Regions from separate parts of the Homo sapiens genome. Here region 2 is linked to region 1. The links are chromatin loops, found by intact Hi-C in ENCODE. Cell type or tissue: gastrocnemius medialis. All regions are shown on one strand.

The links. Hi-C counts contacts between places; a loop is a spot of excess contacts. Peaks named below come from ENCODE experiments on the same cell type or tissue, not always from the same donor. Only the 100,000 strongest peaks of a DNase experiment are listed, where the experiment ranks them.
Region 2: a loop joins it to region 1, with 6 times the contacts of the local background. A loop is called at or near these places in 2 of 110 quality-filtered maps.

What each region holds. Positions count from the first base shown.
Region 1 is chr17:27,316,423-27,324,422 of GRCh38, forward strand. No RefSeq gene overlaps it. Among named protein-coding and RNA genes, the nearest start is that of LINC03146, 12 kb to the right of the region's middle. In gastrocnemius medialis, no CTCF peak of the experiment used is centred here; DNase peaks (open chromatin) are centred at 3,649 and 7,319; H3K27ac peaks cover 3,971 bases.
Region 2 is chr17:27,569,674-27,577,673 of GRCh38, forward strand. It overlaps KSR1 (kinase suppressor of ras 1), which reads left to right. Exons shown (of 21, transcript NM_001394583.1): 3 at 7,819-7,966. Among named protein-coding and RNA genes, the nearest start is that of LGALS9, 58 kb to the right of the region's middle. RefSeq lists an enhancer at 122-882. In gastrocnemius medialis, CTCF peaks have their summits at 4,424 and 4,633; DNase peaks (open chromatin) are centred at 2,248, 4,394, 7,258, 7,668 and 2 weaker places; H3K4me3 peaks cover 278 bases; H3K27ac peaks cover 7,916 bases.

The DNA.
Region 1 (8,000 bases):
AGTCTAGGCTTATCTTAACAGTTGAGGAATCAGAAAATGATTGAATAGGGCTGGAATTGGAGAAGGAAAAAATGATTTAATTCAATTTTTATCAACTCCAGCACTATTTTCTCTATTAGAGACTACTGTCATTATCCTTCTGGTTTCTGTTTTAAAGATACTGATTAAGGAATTTTCTTTATAGTTCCACATAACAGTTGGTCTTCTGGTCTGAAAGTAGTATTACAGGTTTTGTTAGGAAAACCTATAATACAGTGTTGCCTGTCACCGTCATTATAGTGAGTTTGTGTTTGTTTGGTTTTAAATAAGGCTGAAGCATCAATGGCTCTTTCTGAAAAAATTGTTCTCCAAAAGTAAAGTGTGAGCTATAGAAATCATCTAGAACAGGGGTGTCCAATCTTTTGGCTTCCTTGGGCTACATTGGAAGAATTGTCTTGGGCCACACATAAAATACACTAACTGATGAGCTTAAAAAAGAATTACAAAAACAATCTCATAATGTTATTAAGAAGGTTTACGAATTTGTGTTGGGCCACGTTCAAAGCCATCCTGGGCCACATGTGGCCCGTGGGCTACACGTTGGACAAACTTGCTCGAGTATAGATCAGTAAGTAAGAGAAATGAAATGGCTACTCCACTGGGTCGTTTTATGCTTCCGAATTGTTGAATAATAATGAAATGTTCTTATAAAAAATAGATTAAGGATGATGGGCATTAGAGAGATACCTGAGAAAGATAATGATTAAAATAGATCCAAGAGGCCAGGTGCAGTGGCCCTCGCCTGTAATCCCAGCACTTTGGGAGGCCAAGGCAGGCAGATCACCTGAGGTCAGGAGTTCGAGACCAGCCGGCTAACATGGTGAAACCCCGTTTCTACTAAAAATACAAAAAATTAACCCAGCATGGTGGCATGCGTCTGTAATCCCAGCTACTCAGGAGGCTGAGGCAGGACAATCGCCTGAACCCGGGAGGCGGAGGTTGCGGTGAGCCAAGATTGCACCATTGTACTCCAGCCTGGGCAACAAGAGTGAAACTCCATCTCAAAAAAAAAAAGCCAAGAATGAGGCTGATATTAAACAGAAATATATATATATATGTATATATATATATTTTTTGACACGGAGACTCGCTCTGTTGCCCAGACTGGAATGCAGTGGTGCAGGCTCAGCGCACCACAACCTCCGCCTCCCGGGTTCAAGAGATTCTCCTGTCTCAGCCTCCTGAGTAGCAGGGATTACAGGCCGTGCCACCACACCTGGGTTATTTATTTATTTATTTTGAGACGGAGTCTCTCCCTGTCACCAGGCTGGAGTGCAGTGGCACATTCTCGGCTCACTGCAACCTCTGCCTCCTGGGTTCAAGCGATTCTCCTGCCTCAGCCTCCCAAGTAGCTGGGACTACAGGTGCCTGCCACCATGCCCAGCTAATTTTTGTATTTTTAGCAGAGGTGGGGTTTCACCATGGTGGCCAGGATGGTCTCGATCTCTTGACCTCGTGATCTGCCTGCGTCGGCCTCCCAAAGTGCTGGGATTACAGGCGTGAGCCACCACGCCCGGCTGTATTTTTTTTTTTTTTAGTAGAGACAGGGTTCTGCCATGTTGGCCAGGCTGGTCTGGAATTCCTGACCTCAGGTGATCCACCCACCTCAGCCTCCCAAAGTGCTGGGATTACAGGCATGAGCCATCACGCCCTGCCTTAAATGGAAATCTTAAAAGACATACATTTGCACCAAGTGAGCTAAATATTTTGGCACCAAACTCACACAAAATGGCCGGGCACAGGGGCTCACACCTGTAATCCCAGCACTTTGGGAGACTCTGGTGGGCAGATCACTTGAGGTCAGGAGCTGGAGACCAGCCTGGCCAACATGGTGAAACCCCATCTCTACTAAAAATACTCCCCAAAAATTACCTGGGCGTGGTGGCTCATGCCTGTAAGTCCCAGCTACTCAGGAGGCTGAGGCAGGAGAATAGCTTGAACCTGGGAGGCAAAGTTGGCATTGATCCAAGATGGCGCCACTGCACTCCAGCCTGCATGACAGAACCAGACTCTGTGTCAAAAACAAACTCACACAAAATGGGAAACCCAGTAAGTTGTATGATTCACAATATTAATCTCACAGTAATGGCTGAGGAAAAGCACAGTTAATATTATGGACCGAATGTTGTATGCACACCCCACGACCACCACCACCACCACCAGTAATACGTTGAAATCCTAATCCTCAATGTAATGATATTAGGGAGTGGGGCCTTTGGGAGGTGATTAGGTCATGAGGGCGGAGTCCTCATAATGGGATTCGTGCCCGTGTGAAAGGAACCCTAGAAAGCTCTCATTCCCTCTCCACCATGTGAAGATACAATGAGAAGACAACAGTCTAACCGAGAAGAGGACCTGCACCCTGATCTCAAACTTCCAACATCCAGAACTGTGAGAAGTTAACTTCTGTTGTTTATAACCCATCTAGTCTATGGTACTTTCTTCTAGCAGCCCAAATGGACTAAGGCATAGGAACAGCAGGAATGCCTCCTTGAAACTTCTTTATTTTTTCAAGATGGTCTCGCCCTGTGACCCAGGTTGGGGTGCAGTGGCATGATCACGGCTCACTGCAGCCTCCATCTCCTGAGCTCAATCGATTCTCCTGTCTCAGCCTCCTGAGTAGCTGGGACTATAGTTATGCACCATCACACCCAGCTAATTTTTGTATTTTTTATAGAGACAAGGTCTTGCTGCCTAGGCTGGTCTCCATCTCCCAGACTGTAGCAGTCCTCCCGCCTTGGCCTCCCAAAGTGCTGGGATTACAGGTGTTAGCCCCCCACACCTGGCCAAAACTTCTTAATTAGATATAAACTGTGCTAGAGCACAGACAGTGATTTCTGTGTACTCCCCAACCATCTTGCCACCTCTAAGACCCCTAACATGATTTGGCAGAAATTACACAGGCTTCAAGTTCTCCCTTGGATGATAACAGTTGAGCTCAGAAGAGAAACAGTAAACATTACTGTGGCCTTGCTGTGTTGCAAGGGTCTGCAGGCAGCTTCTGGGAAATAGGACCGGGAAGCCCCCAAGTCAAAGGTTGTCCCTGCCATCCCCCTGGGTGACATGAGCCTGTCTCACTTGTTTTACCCAATTTCATAACAAACCCAATTCTTGTATATTTGAGTTTATGATGCATTACCTAAATGGCCTGTTTTTGGTGGTCAGATAAGCTGGCCCAGCCAGAAGTCATCTTGCCCATTTCTCAAGTTCCATCAGAGTCCTAATTTCCACATCACTTCCTTCAAATACAGCCTGTTGCTAGGTACTCATTCTTGGGTGTTGGTTACTCATTTAGAATGCAAATTCCTTACACCTGAGGAAATCCTTCAAACTTTTCCCACTGGACTCTACCCCTGGCTGATATTTGGGTCACAGTGGTTGTTGATGCCTTGGCAAGTGAGAGACCAGCCCCCGGTCAGCAGTCATGGCAGTAGCTCTGGCCTGGGGAGCTGGGATGGGCATCCTGGTGCACGCTCATCCAGCTTGTGCTGGGTGGAGAAAGCAGCTCCCTCAGACTGTGTCTGGGTCACGCTGCTCAACACCTGGCAAAGACCCAGCTTTCTAGGCTTGGCCCCATCTGGCCTCAGATCAGGAGGCTGTTCATATAGCAGCTTGGCCCACTTTCTCGCCACAGGGCCTGCTGCCCAGAGGACTTTGCAGAAGTGTTGGCTGAGGCTGCAGTCCCAAGAAAGACAGGTGATTGCTGGCTTGGCTGCTTAACAGCTTGTAACTTTCAGAGCTTTGATCTAAGAATACTGTAATAATACCTCTCCTCCATGAATAGTGTTTAGCTTCTATTTTGTATCTGCAACAGTGTCAGGTACATGGCAGGCACTTGACAGCTGCTACTACCATCTGTTGAGCACTGACCACGTGCTCGTCACTATCCCTGGTACTTCTTAACAACCCTGTAGAATTATCCTGTATTATAGCTGTGGAGGTTCAGAGAGGCCAGCTCCTCAGGTCACACAGCTAAGAGAAGACCATCGAGCATGTAAATTCAGATTAATCTGTCTCCAGGCTGGGCCCAGTGGCTCACACCTTTAATCCCAGCACTTTTGGAGGCCAAGGCGTGAGAGTCACTTGCACCCAGGAGTTCAAGACCAGCCTGGGCAACATAGTGAGAGCTCGTCTCTACAAATAATAATTTTTAAAAAATTCGCTGCACATGGTGGTGTGCCTGTGGTCCCAGATACTCTTGTAGCAGGAAAAGCTGCAGACAAAACCCCTCAGACATCGAGTTAAAGAAGGAAGCAGTTTATTCAGCCGGGAGCATCAGTAAGACTCCTGTCTCAAGAGCCGAGCTCCCTGAGTGAGCAATTCCTGTCCCTTTTAAGGGCTCACAACTCTAAGGGGGTCTGCGTGAGAGGGTCGTGATCGATTGAGCAAGCAAGGGGTACGTGACTGGGGGCTGCATGCACCAGTAATTGGAACGGAACAGAACAGGATGGGGATTTTCACAGTGCTTTTCTATACAATGTCTGTAATCTATAGATAACATAACCTATTAGGTCAGGGGTCGATCTTTAACTACCAGGCCCAGGGTGTGGCGCTGGGCTGTCTGCTGGTGGATTTCATTTCTGTCTTTTAGTTTTTACTTCTTCTTTCTTTGGAGGCAGAAATTGGGCATAAGACAATATGAGGGGTGGTCTCCTCCGTTACTCTGGAGGCTGAGGTGGGAGGATCACTCAAGCCTGGGAGGTAGAGGCTGCAGTGAGCTGTGATTGCACCACTGCACTCCAGCCTGGCAACTAAGAGAGACTCTGTCTCAAACACAAAATAAATCTGTCTCAGGAGCCCTGTTTCTTTTCATGATGGCCATAGACGGGCACTGTCATTTAGGAAGGGCATTCAGTCAACATCAAATACCAAAATTAGCTCTCTTTTTTTCTATGAATTTTTTATTTCAATATTTTATTTTTGTGGGTATATAGTAGGTGTATATGTTTATGGGGTACATGGGACTAAATTGGTTCTTGCCTGTGCCTCTGCCAACTCCCTAGAGCCAGCCATGATGTCAGGCTAAACCTTTCCCAACACTCCCTACCTTTCATTGAATCACAGGGAAAACAAACGCAGAAGGAATGACTCCAAATATAATTAGGCCATTGAAACCCACACAAGGTGTCCTTCGCCCACCACCTGGGCAAATGATACCAAAGGATGGTTAGTTTTTTCCTACACACCACTCTCCTTGGGAACTGATCTCACATTTTCATTGCAATGTGAACAAATCCAACTCAAACAGGCTGGAGCAGGATGCTCCAAAGCAATCACTGCAGGTGAGGAAGTCACCTGACCCTGCACCCCTGGCTTTATTTATTTGTCTGGTCATGGTCACAGGTTGAGCCTCTAGCTTTAATGATCAACAAGAGGTCAGGTTACAAGCTGACGTGAGCCCCTTTTTTTTTTTTAATTTTATTTTTGTGTTTTGAGACAGAGACTTGCTCTGTCTCCTAGGCTGGAGAGCAGTGACACAATCATGGTTCATTGCAGCCTCAACCTTCTGGGTTTGAGCAATCCTCCCACCTCAGCCTCCTGAGTAGCTGAGACTTCAGGTGCGCGGCATCACACCTGACTAGTTTTTGTATTTTTTGTAGAGTTGGGTTTTCACCATGTTGCCCAGACTGGTCTCAAACTCCTGGACTCAAGCAATCTGCCCCCATCGGCCTTCCAAAGTGCTGGGATTACAGGCATGAGCCAGCACACCTGGCCTGACATGAGCCCCTTCTACCAGCTGTATCAGACAAGGGTAGTCCCACTTGCCTGGAGCTGACCTGCCAGTAATACCAGCCATTGGGGCTGGCCCTGGGTTAAGAGTCCAGGGGCCAGACTGCATTGGGTGGAACTGTTATCTAGATCAACTAATACAGATGCCATCTAGGGAGCAGGGAGAATTCATACCCAGGAAGGACCCAACTCAGTAATAAAGGGTCAGACCATTCTTACCATATTTCACTGATAAGAAAGTTATACTTTTATCTCTGCACTCTGAAATTAGGACATATTTTATAATCAAAGATGTCTTAAAAATTGTTTTAAGTGGTACACACTGTAATGGTATATTATAGATAATGGTACAGATTATAAGTGTCATTGAGGATTTGATAAAACACAAAGTCAGGAGAATGTACATATAAAAGTCAAAGGTCAGTGGAATGCTATATATAATGTCAGCAGTAAAAGACACCAGAAACAGGTAGTAAGTGAAGTGTTAATTTCTATTTGTATTAAATAAAGTGTTAATTTCCATTTGTATTGAAATATAGCTAACATTTATGAACTTTCACCATGATTCAGGCACTGTTCTAAGTGCTTAATGTGTATAATTGAATGCTCACAACAACCCTATGAAACAGACAGTTATCTTCATTTTATAAATGAGGAAACTGAGGCACAGAGGGGTTAACTAACTCGCCAGAAGTCACGTGATAGTAAATAGCAGAGTCAGGATTCAAGCCCAGGCTATCTGACTCCAGAGTCAAGAAATACTTGGGGCTGGGTGCAGTGGCTTACGTCTGTAATTTCAGCACTTTGGGAGGCAGAGTGGGGAGGATTGCTTGAGTCCAGGAGTTACAGGCCAGCCTGGGCAACAAAGTGAGACCCCATTCCTACAAAAAAATCAAAAAATTAGCTGGGCATGGTGGCCTGTGCCTGTGGTCCCAGCTACATGGGAAGGTAAGGTGGGAAGATCACTTGAGCCCGGGAGGTCCAGGTTGCAGTGAGCCATGTTTGCATCACTGCACTCAAGCCTGGGCAACAGAGTAAGACCCTGTCACAAAAGAAGAAAAAAAAAGAAAAAAAATACATGGCTTAAGATCTTTGCTCTAACCACTTTGCAGCTGTGTGCCCTTGGGTAAGCCCCTTAACCTCTCTGAAACTCCTCCTCATAATCACAGTATGGCCCAGGGATGTATGGATTAAATAAGATCAAGCCCCAGAAGCACTTAACATAGGGCCTAGTCTTGGTGAGGGAGGCAGTTGTTATTAATATGCCCAAAAGATCACATCTCCACACCACCACCAGCCTGGCTATTTATGAAAACCCCATCCCCTATACAAATTTGAAACAAATCAGAGAATTGTTTTAGTGTTTTGAGCAGTTGTTTGTTTAGCTTTTTTTTTTTTTTCCTTTCCTGAAACAATGCCAAAGTCCTTAAAAACAGCCACACCCCACCATGGACTTCCTGTGAATGGTCAGATGATCTGGGAGCGATGGGAGGGAGGCAGAGAAGTGGGTGAAAATCCAGCTTGACTTCCTTTCCCCAAGATACAAGCCCTGGAGCCCAGGGGAGGAGCCTCCTTCCACTGGAGAGTCTGCCTGGGCGGGGAAGGCTGCAGCCCGGGCTGGGCGGAGGTTTTGCTACAACCAGTAGTTGGGCCAACTCCACAAGGTGGACTGTGTACAAAGAGACAGACGATATTGTTTAGGGGCCCCTTGGGTATGGACAGATCATGGCACAAACCACCCTCTGGGGCCTGATTCTGAGCCTCTGCCCTGACAGAGGCTGCCCTGGATTCCTCAGCATCCCGTGCCTCTCTCTGTCCCAGCACTGGTCATCCATGCACTCACTTATTCATTCATTAATTCATGCATGCATTTATGTATTCACTCAGCAGCAATTGAACACTTGCCATATGCCAGACTACTGGACGCTGGAGCTATCAAGACAGTTTCTGCCTTCTAGGAACTCCAGTCTAGGGCACAGATGATAACAGACCTGCAAACCCCTAAACAGCTGAGGAAAAGACAACCTCATAATTGCCATAATGGGCCACATGCAGGATCACTAATCAGCCTTCCTTGCTTGCACAGGAGGCAACAGAGAGAGATGATTGACAATACACTACTAGGGTAGGCATCCCAGCTCTCTACTCACTAGCAAGTAGCTGAACCTCTCTGCGTCTCCTTCCTTCACTGTAAAATGGGGATAATAGAAGTTACATCCTCGTGGGGTTGT
Region 2 (8,000 bases), 250 kb after region 1:
TAGTTAAATTTTATGGGAGCACAGCCACACCCATTTGTGTACGTGTTGTCTGTGGCTCTGGTGGTGCCACAGCAGCAGAGTGGAGCAGTTTCGACAGAGACCATGTGGCCCACAAAGCTGAAGAGACTCTGTGTGGCTTTCAGAAAAAGTTTGCCTATTCTCACACTATGTATTATACCTCTGGATTTATAGAAGGAGGAATGGGGCCTTTCCACGCTGATAGGGAGAGCAAGGAGGCAGCCACAGGACAAGCTTTCCAGGAGGGTGGGCTGGCCTGGAGAGAAAGTGGTGGCTGTGGTGACAGCGGGTGCAGCTGGAAGCTAGATATCTGGTCCCAGGCAGAGTTGAAAAGTGCCAGCCTCCTCCAAAGGACTGGAGTGGAGGCTAAGTGGGATTAAAAGGGAACATGGAGAGACCTCCTTGGAGGAGCCTCCTGCAGCTGCTTTAAACCCCACTGCCAGAGCTCACCCTAGCTGGGCCCAGGGATAGAGCGGTGTGGGGTCTGGAAAGTCATATGTGACCTGTGATGCCAGTGGTGGCAAATAAACGCTGCCCTGGGAAAAAGGGCTCACTTCATAATGCAAGGCAGTGGACACAAGGGCTGGCTGGTGGTGGGTTGAGATGGCCTTGTTCTGTGTGGCCTTGAGCAAGTTACCCGCCCTCTCTCAGCCTTATCTCCCATCTCAGGCTGTTAGGAGGATTGCATGTGCTGACCTCTGTGGTTCATCTGACAGTGCCTGGCACGCAGGACATGTGTAATAAATGCTTATTGCCCTTTCTTGAACCCCTCTCATCTCTTTCTCCCCTTTGACCTCTATTCCTCCACACCCACCACTGTACCTTCTTTCTAAACAAGCTTTCAATCCCAGGCTTACCAATGCATACGTGAGAAGAAGCCAATCCTGAAGGTTCCAGTTCAAGCCCAGCTCCCTACTGTGAGCCCCTATTTGCTTTGTGGAGAGGGAGGCAGGGACCTGGGCACAGGAGAGGACGTCTCCTGGGACAGCTGTGAGTTTGGGCTGGGCTCGAGTTCAGTGGAAGGAATGTGGCCTCCTGAACACAGCCGTGCTGTGGCCACATCTGCCTTCTGGTCTGGACATCCCCAGACCTGTTCTGTCCTGGGCTGCCTTAGCCAGACTTTGGGCCCCAACGCCTGTCTGCCCTCATGGTCCGCACCTCCAGAAATTCTGATTTGGCCGGTCTGAAGTGGGGCCCAAGCATTGCGATTCATTTTTAAAGTCCCTGGAAAATTCCAGGGCACAACCCGGATTGAGAGCCGTTGATTTGTTCTAGGCAGAACCACTCATTTTATAAATGGGAAATCCGAAGCCCAAAGAGGGGCGGGGACTTGTCCGAGGTCAGGGGCATTGCGGGGACCCAGTCTGGCTCTTTGCTTCACTGTGTTGGCCTCTAGGGAATGGTGTTAAGAGGGGAGTTTGCCCTCAAGGAACCAACTGACTCTCCTGGGAGGGGGTTTTGTTTGCCTTGCTTCCCAGGGGTGGGGTAGTGAGGAGGCTGGGCCCGGAACTGGCCACAAGCAAAGCCAACATCCCCAGGCTTTCTGCTGATTTCTGTGGAAGCCCCTGGAGGCTGCCTGACCTGGGCTCTTGCCTCAGCCCTTCCTGTGCCTCCCAGAATATCTGACTGTTACTATCCAAGTCTCACTCCTCCCTCTCCATGAGCCCCAATGGTGGGTGCAGGTAGGAGAAACATCTGTCAGGTGCTCCCTTGCCAATTTGAGACATGTGGCTCCCAGCCTGGGCTGCCATAGAAACCTTCTCCACTTGCTCCTCTCTCTCTCTCTCCTTCCAGCCCCGCTGGGCTCTGGCCTCAGAGGGATGTGCAGGGTCCTATGTCACCACCCACAGGGCTCTAGGAGCCCACCTTTGGCCTCTCTGGTCTGACCAGTTCCTGGGGAAAGGTCTGGGGTTAAGGATCCCTTTCATCACCCATGCACACCAGTGATCCAGGTTCCACAGATGGACCTGTGTTCCAGCAGCACTGCCTGAGGCATGTTCTAGGGATGCAAAACTGAACAGAAACACAGAGCCTGGGTTTGCTTCTTGATCTTCCTTCAACCCAGCTTTCACCCGTGTTCTTGCGTGAAGTGCAGTGTGTTTGTATACGTGGCCGGTACAGCAGCGGTGCCGCCCCTGGCATTTTCCTGGTCCACCTGACTGGCCACAGGGAGTGTGGCGCCTCTCAGTGTCAGCAGGCCCAGGTTTCTAAGTATAGACCCCAGGCAGCCCCGTGGCTGCTAGTAAATCCCTGGATACCATTTGATACCTAACTGGCCCTGAGCTGCCGGCTTACCCAGCATGGCCTGTGACGCCAGCCTCTGCCAGCTGCTGGGGGAGGGGGTAGCACGTTGCCCAAACCCATCCTCACCCTCCACTGGAGAGAATGGAGACCAGCAGTCTCCTGCTAATGACATGACTGGATTGTCACAGACTGGGAGTGACCTCAGCACTCAACTGGCCCTGCTCTCCAATTATTATCAGAAAGAATAACTTAATCCCACCTACTGGAGAACATATCTCCTGGTTTGAGAGAGACAGGCAGAGGCAGGGAGCCAATGATCTCTGATGCTGTCACTCTGCTCCTCATTCCTGCATCCCCACCTGTGTGCACCCATGCTAACCCTGAGACTTGTCGGAGCTGGGACTGGGCATCTCTCAAGATGGATTGGGCATCTCCTATGATGGTCTGGGCATCCATGTCTTCCGTTTTTGGTTTGTAGTTCCATATTTTGTTCTTTAGACAGAAGCTGGGGTGGGCAGTAATTCCTTGGAGGCAGTACGGACTCCCAGCCGGGTTCTCCAGAACTTTGGGGTATGGGCAGAGAGAGGGGCCTTTTGCCCTTGGCTTTGAGACAACTTAGCATCTTCTGGGCACCTCCTGGCAGATGGGATGCCCTCCTGGGGCACTGGAGCCTCTCAGACCTGAGAAGGTTTCAGAGTGGCTTCACCTGCGAGTTCACCTTCAGCAGGTGGCAAAACTGATTCCCTAATTTGTTTTTGGTTTAGAGATGATCCAGGAAAGTTGTGAGTTACTCTGCTTTGAAAACATCTTCCTAAATCAGACTTGGCTGTGCCTGTCACTGTGGGTGGGCGAGTCACATCCATGTGTGAGGTTTCGGGGGTGCTGAGTTGCTTTGGGGCACTGTTGAGTCATGATACTGGGAGATATCAGGGCCCCTCGCAGGGGCCTTCACAGCCACGCGACCGTCCTGGTAGCTTTCCTTTCTTGATTAAGTTAACATTGGGTCTCAGAGTCAGTTGTAGAGTTGGGAGGTGGGGCACTTTGTTTCCAGGGTGGGCCCCTCACTGAGAAAGCCTGGTCCCCTGGAGTACTTGCTACTGGGCCTGCATCCTCCCCCGTTTGCCTACAGAAATAAAGTTTTAGATGTCACTCACTGATCAGATTAACCTTGGAAGGCATCAGATTCTTCCCATGGGGTCTCCGCGCTTAGGCCTGGAAGCCCCATGTTCCTCATGGACATAATTTGTTTTGTTTGCACAGATTTGAATTAGTTATCACCATGTAAAAGCCAGCCATTTAAAAATAAAAATTCAGATTTCTTTAAAACCAGAAGTTCTGGTGCCCCTCCATTGCCTGCCCCTTTCCCCAACACCAAGGGAGGAAAGCGGGGGTTTTCTGTTTAGCATTGCCATTGCTGCCGTTGGGTTTCTTGTTCAGTAAAAAGGCAGAGAAGTGTGTTAAATCAAGTTTAGCCTAGAGCTACCTCCTTAGATATTTTAAGTTCAGCCTAAAGGTTTTTCTGTATATCATGAACTATAACAAGTGGAGGTATAAAAACACTGTAGACTGCACTTGTGCCAATCAAATGTAGCCAACTGTTCGAATCTTGTTCAAATAAGGCAAAGGAGCTGTAACCAATCCAGCTGTTTCTGTACCTCACTTCTATTTTCTGAAAGTAGGTAGAAATTAATTTACTTCGAAAAAAATAATTTCCCCTGAAAGGTAGCTGCTGTATCCCAAGGCTTTGCCAGGTTAACAAGTGGACAGCATGGAATATTTGGAGGAGGTTTGGAATCGTGCGCACGTGGGTTTCAATTCTGCTCAGCCACTTGTTAAGCTGTGAAGTCTCTGAGCCTCAGTAAGATGGACTTAACTCCATCTACTTGCGGAGTTGATTAAAGATAAAATAATGTATACAAAGCCCTAGGCATATTGTTCTGGCAAATAGTTTGTAATAATAAATGTAGTTACTTTGAGAACTTGAAACTTGGTATGGGTGAGGAGGAGATGAATAAAAAGAAAGAAAAAGAATCCCTATTTGCATTATAGTTAGGTTGAAGATTGGGTTTCCTCAGCCTGGCTCCCTCCCCAGCCCCATTAAACATCTCTATCATCATCTGGGCAAACTGCTGAGTCATCACAGCCTTGGAGTATGTGGTGGAGAGACAAACTGAGGACACCCTTCCGGACAAGTAGAGGATTGCTTTGTTCAGATAAGGTGAAGGTTGCTCTTGTGCTTACCCTGACGGTATCGCCAAGGTGCTCTTAACAGTCAAATGAGGGCAAAGATATCCAAACCTCATTTCAGTGGAAGACAGGCTAAGGGAAAGAAAGCAAGACATGTTGATTGTATAGAAGCTTCTGCATGGCACCATTTGTCTAATCTGCCTCCCCTGCTGGTGCCGTTCTCATCAGTGGTTCCTGTGACACTTTAGTTTTATCTTCTGGAAGGCAACCAGGGTTTTGGCCAACCAGTGATGAGCTTCTTGGTACAGTTATGTGTCTGGCTTTATTTTGGTGTGATCATGCTAAGTGGTGATGTGATTCTTGCCTACAGCCCTGAAGATTGAAGAATATACTGAAAAGCTACAAAAGCATCTGCCGTCAGCGGGTACAGTAAAAAACAAACAAATACAGAAAGGCAGGCATCTAGCTCCAGCCTTGCTATGGGAGAGAGGGGTATGGGTTGGGCCTCATACCTTCAGGACTCAGCCAGTATCTTCATTAGGGTTAGTTTTGACGCTTGAGACAAGGAATTACAGCATGTAAATGGAATGACAATGAAATTAGTCCTTAAAAGTAAAATTAGACACAACTTGCTAAAAATCAGGATTGGCTTAGATTCTCAAGAACTGTGAGCTTTATAGCAGTCATTTGATGTGGAATGTCTGGCCTTCTCTGTTACAGAAAATCTGGAAAATATAGAAAGGGTTAAAGACAAAAAAAGGTCTGATCTGGTCCCATAGCTCTTTGAACTCTCTCTGCTCTAGTGCGCATCTTACTGCATTGTAGTTACCTGTTTAAATGTCTGTCACTCCTCCCACTGGGCTGTAGGCCACTTGAGACCAGAGGCATGTCCCATTGGTTTTTTATATTTGTCCCAGGTTTGGTATTGTTGCTGGATATAGGGGTCCCATTCTGGATCCCAAAAGAGGGTTCTTGAGTCTTGCACAAAAAAGAATCCTGGGTGAGTCCACAGAATAAAATGAAGGCAAGTTTATTAGAGAAGTGGAGAAACAAAAGAATAGCAACCCCGTAGGCAGAGCAGCCCTGAGGGCTGCTAGTTAGCTATTTTCATGGTTATTTCTTGACCATATGCTAAACTGGGGTAGATTATTTGTGAATTTTCTGGGAAAGGGGCAGGCAATTCCTGGAACTGAGGGCCCCTCCCCCTCTTTAGACCATATAGGGTAACTTCTGGGCATTGCCATGGCATTTGTAGACTGTCATGGTGCCGGTGGGAGTGTCTTTTAGCATGCTAATGCATTATAATGAGCATATAATGAGCAGTGAGGAAGACCAGAGGTCACTTGGGATACCATCTTGGTTTTGGTGGGTTTTGGCTGGCTTCTTTAGCTCATCCTGTTTTATCATGGGGTCTTTGTGACCTGTATCTTGTGACCTTCTCTCTCACCCTATGATTAAGAATGCCTGACTTCCTGGGGATGCAGCACAGCAGGTCTCACCCTCATTTTACCCAGCCCCTATTCAAGATGGAATGGCTCTGGTTCCAGTGCCTCTGACAGTGTCATGTGGCTCAAAGTAGTCAGAGCTGGAGAGGTTTCCTCCCTCCCTGATGAGAGGAAAGGGCACAAGTTTTGAAGTCCACTGAGCCTTGATTCTACCATTCATTCTTTGTATTTTCCATTGCTTCATAACAAATTTAGCAGCTTAACACACCACCCGCTTATCATCTCATGGTTCTCTAGGTGGAGGAATCCACTCAGGCTCTGCTTATATCCCTACTTGGGATCTCACAAGGCTGAGGTCAAGGTGTAGGCCAGGCCTTCCTCTTACCTGGAAGTTCTGGAGAAGAATCCACTTCACGTTCATTCAGGTTATTGGCAGAATCCATTTCCTTGTGGCTGGAGGTCTGAGGTCCTCATTCCCTCAATGGCTGTCAGCCAGGGGCTACTTTTTTTCCCAGAGGCCACCCCCATTCCCCTCCTCCTTCAAAGTCTGCTTTTCACGCTTCAGGTCTCTTGACTTCTCTGTTACCAGCTCAAGAGAACCCTTTGCTTTTAAAGGGCTCTTGTGATTGGATGAAGCCTACTTGGATAATTTCCCTTTTGCTGTATATAGTAATACCCCCTTTTCTGTAGGGGATATGTTCCAGGACCCTCAGTGGATGCCTGAAACCATGGATAGTACTGAATATATATATATATGATGTATACTGTGTTTTTTCCTATACATACATACCTCTGATAAAGTTAGTAAGTTGGGCACAGTAAGAGATTAATAATCAACAATAACAAAATAGAGCAATTATAACAATACACTATAATGAAAGTTACAGGAATGTGGTCTCTCTTCTCTCTCTCAAAATATCTTACTGTACTGTTCTCACCCCTCATCTTGTGATGCTGTGAGATGATAAAGTGCCTATGTGGGGAGAGGTCGTGGCAGTTGATCTGATAACCAAGATAGCTACTAAGTGACAAACAGGCCGGGAGTGGAGACAGTGTGGAGACGCTGGACAAAGGGACAATTCACGTCTCCGGTGGGATGGAGCTGGATGGCGCAAGATTTCATCACATTACTCAGAATGGTGCATAGTTTAAAACTATAAATTGTTTATTTCTGGAATGTTTCTGGCATTTTCCATTTAATAGTTTTAGGCTATGGTTGGCTGCTGGTAACTGAAACTGCAGATAAGAGGGAGACTTCTGTAATGTAACAAGATCAGGAGCAACACCAGGGGACAAAGGTCACAAGACCACCTTAAAATTCTGCCTGCCACTTTCTTCACCGTATGGCCTAGTGACCTCGTGCAGGTGACATAATCTCTCTGAGCCTCTTTCTTCATCTGTCAGGTGGGGCCAGTGAAAAGTTTTGATAGAAATCAGGTGAGGCAGTAAGTGCCTCTGCAGTGTTTGGTGAGGTTTTTTTGTTTTTTTTTTTTAAATCCTTCCTTTCTTGAGCCAGTTTGATTTGAAATCTCTCTTATCTGATTCAGATACAACAAAATTGTGAAGGGCCATCTTTGTCTGAAGTACTCGTCATTCTAAAAAGTTGTTATGACTCGCTGTTTTTTTTCTGTGCAGAGGAGTAAGAAGAAACAAGCTGGGCAACATGCCCTCGTCCAAACCTTTCTGGTCTTTACTTCCTCCCCTCACCCCCCACCGAGTCTGCTTCAGCTGCTGTCTCTGGGAGCCTGGAGGGTGGGGGCCAGGGAGCTCTGCTTGTGTCCCCAAGCACGTGGTGGCTCTGGTCAGAGGCCGGCCCAGCCAGCAGCTGGCCCCTGCCACTCAGCAGGAGGCCAGCCTGAGGCTGAGGGGCTCCCGGCCCAGCCGACTGCTCACCGCCTCTCTGCCTGTCCCTCTGTCCCCTTAGGAGATCCCCCGAGACCTCACGCTGGATGCCCTGCTGGAGATGAATGAGGCCAAGGTGAAGGAGACGCTGCGGCGCTGTGGGGCCAGCGGGGATGAGTGTGGCCGTCTGCAGTATGCCCTCACCTGCCTGCGGAAGGTGACAGGCCTGGGTACGTGGGGCCTGCCACCCTCTCCCTTGCCTGG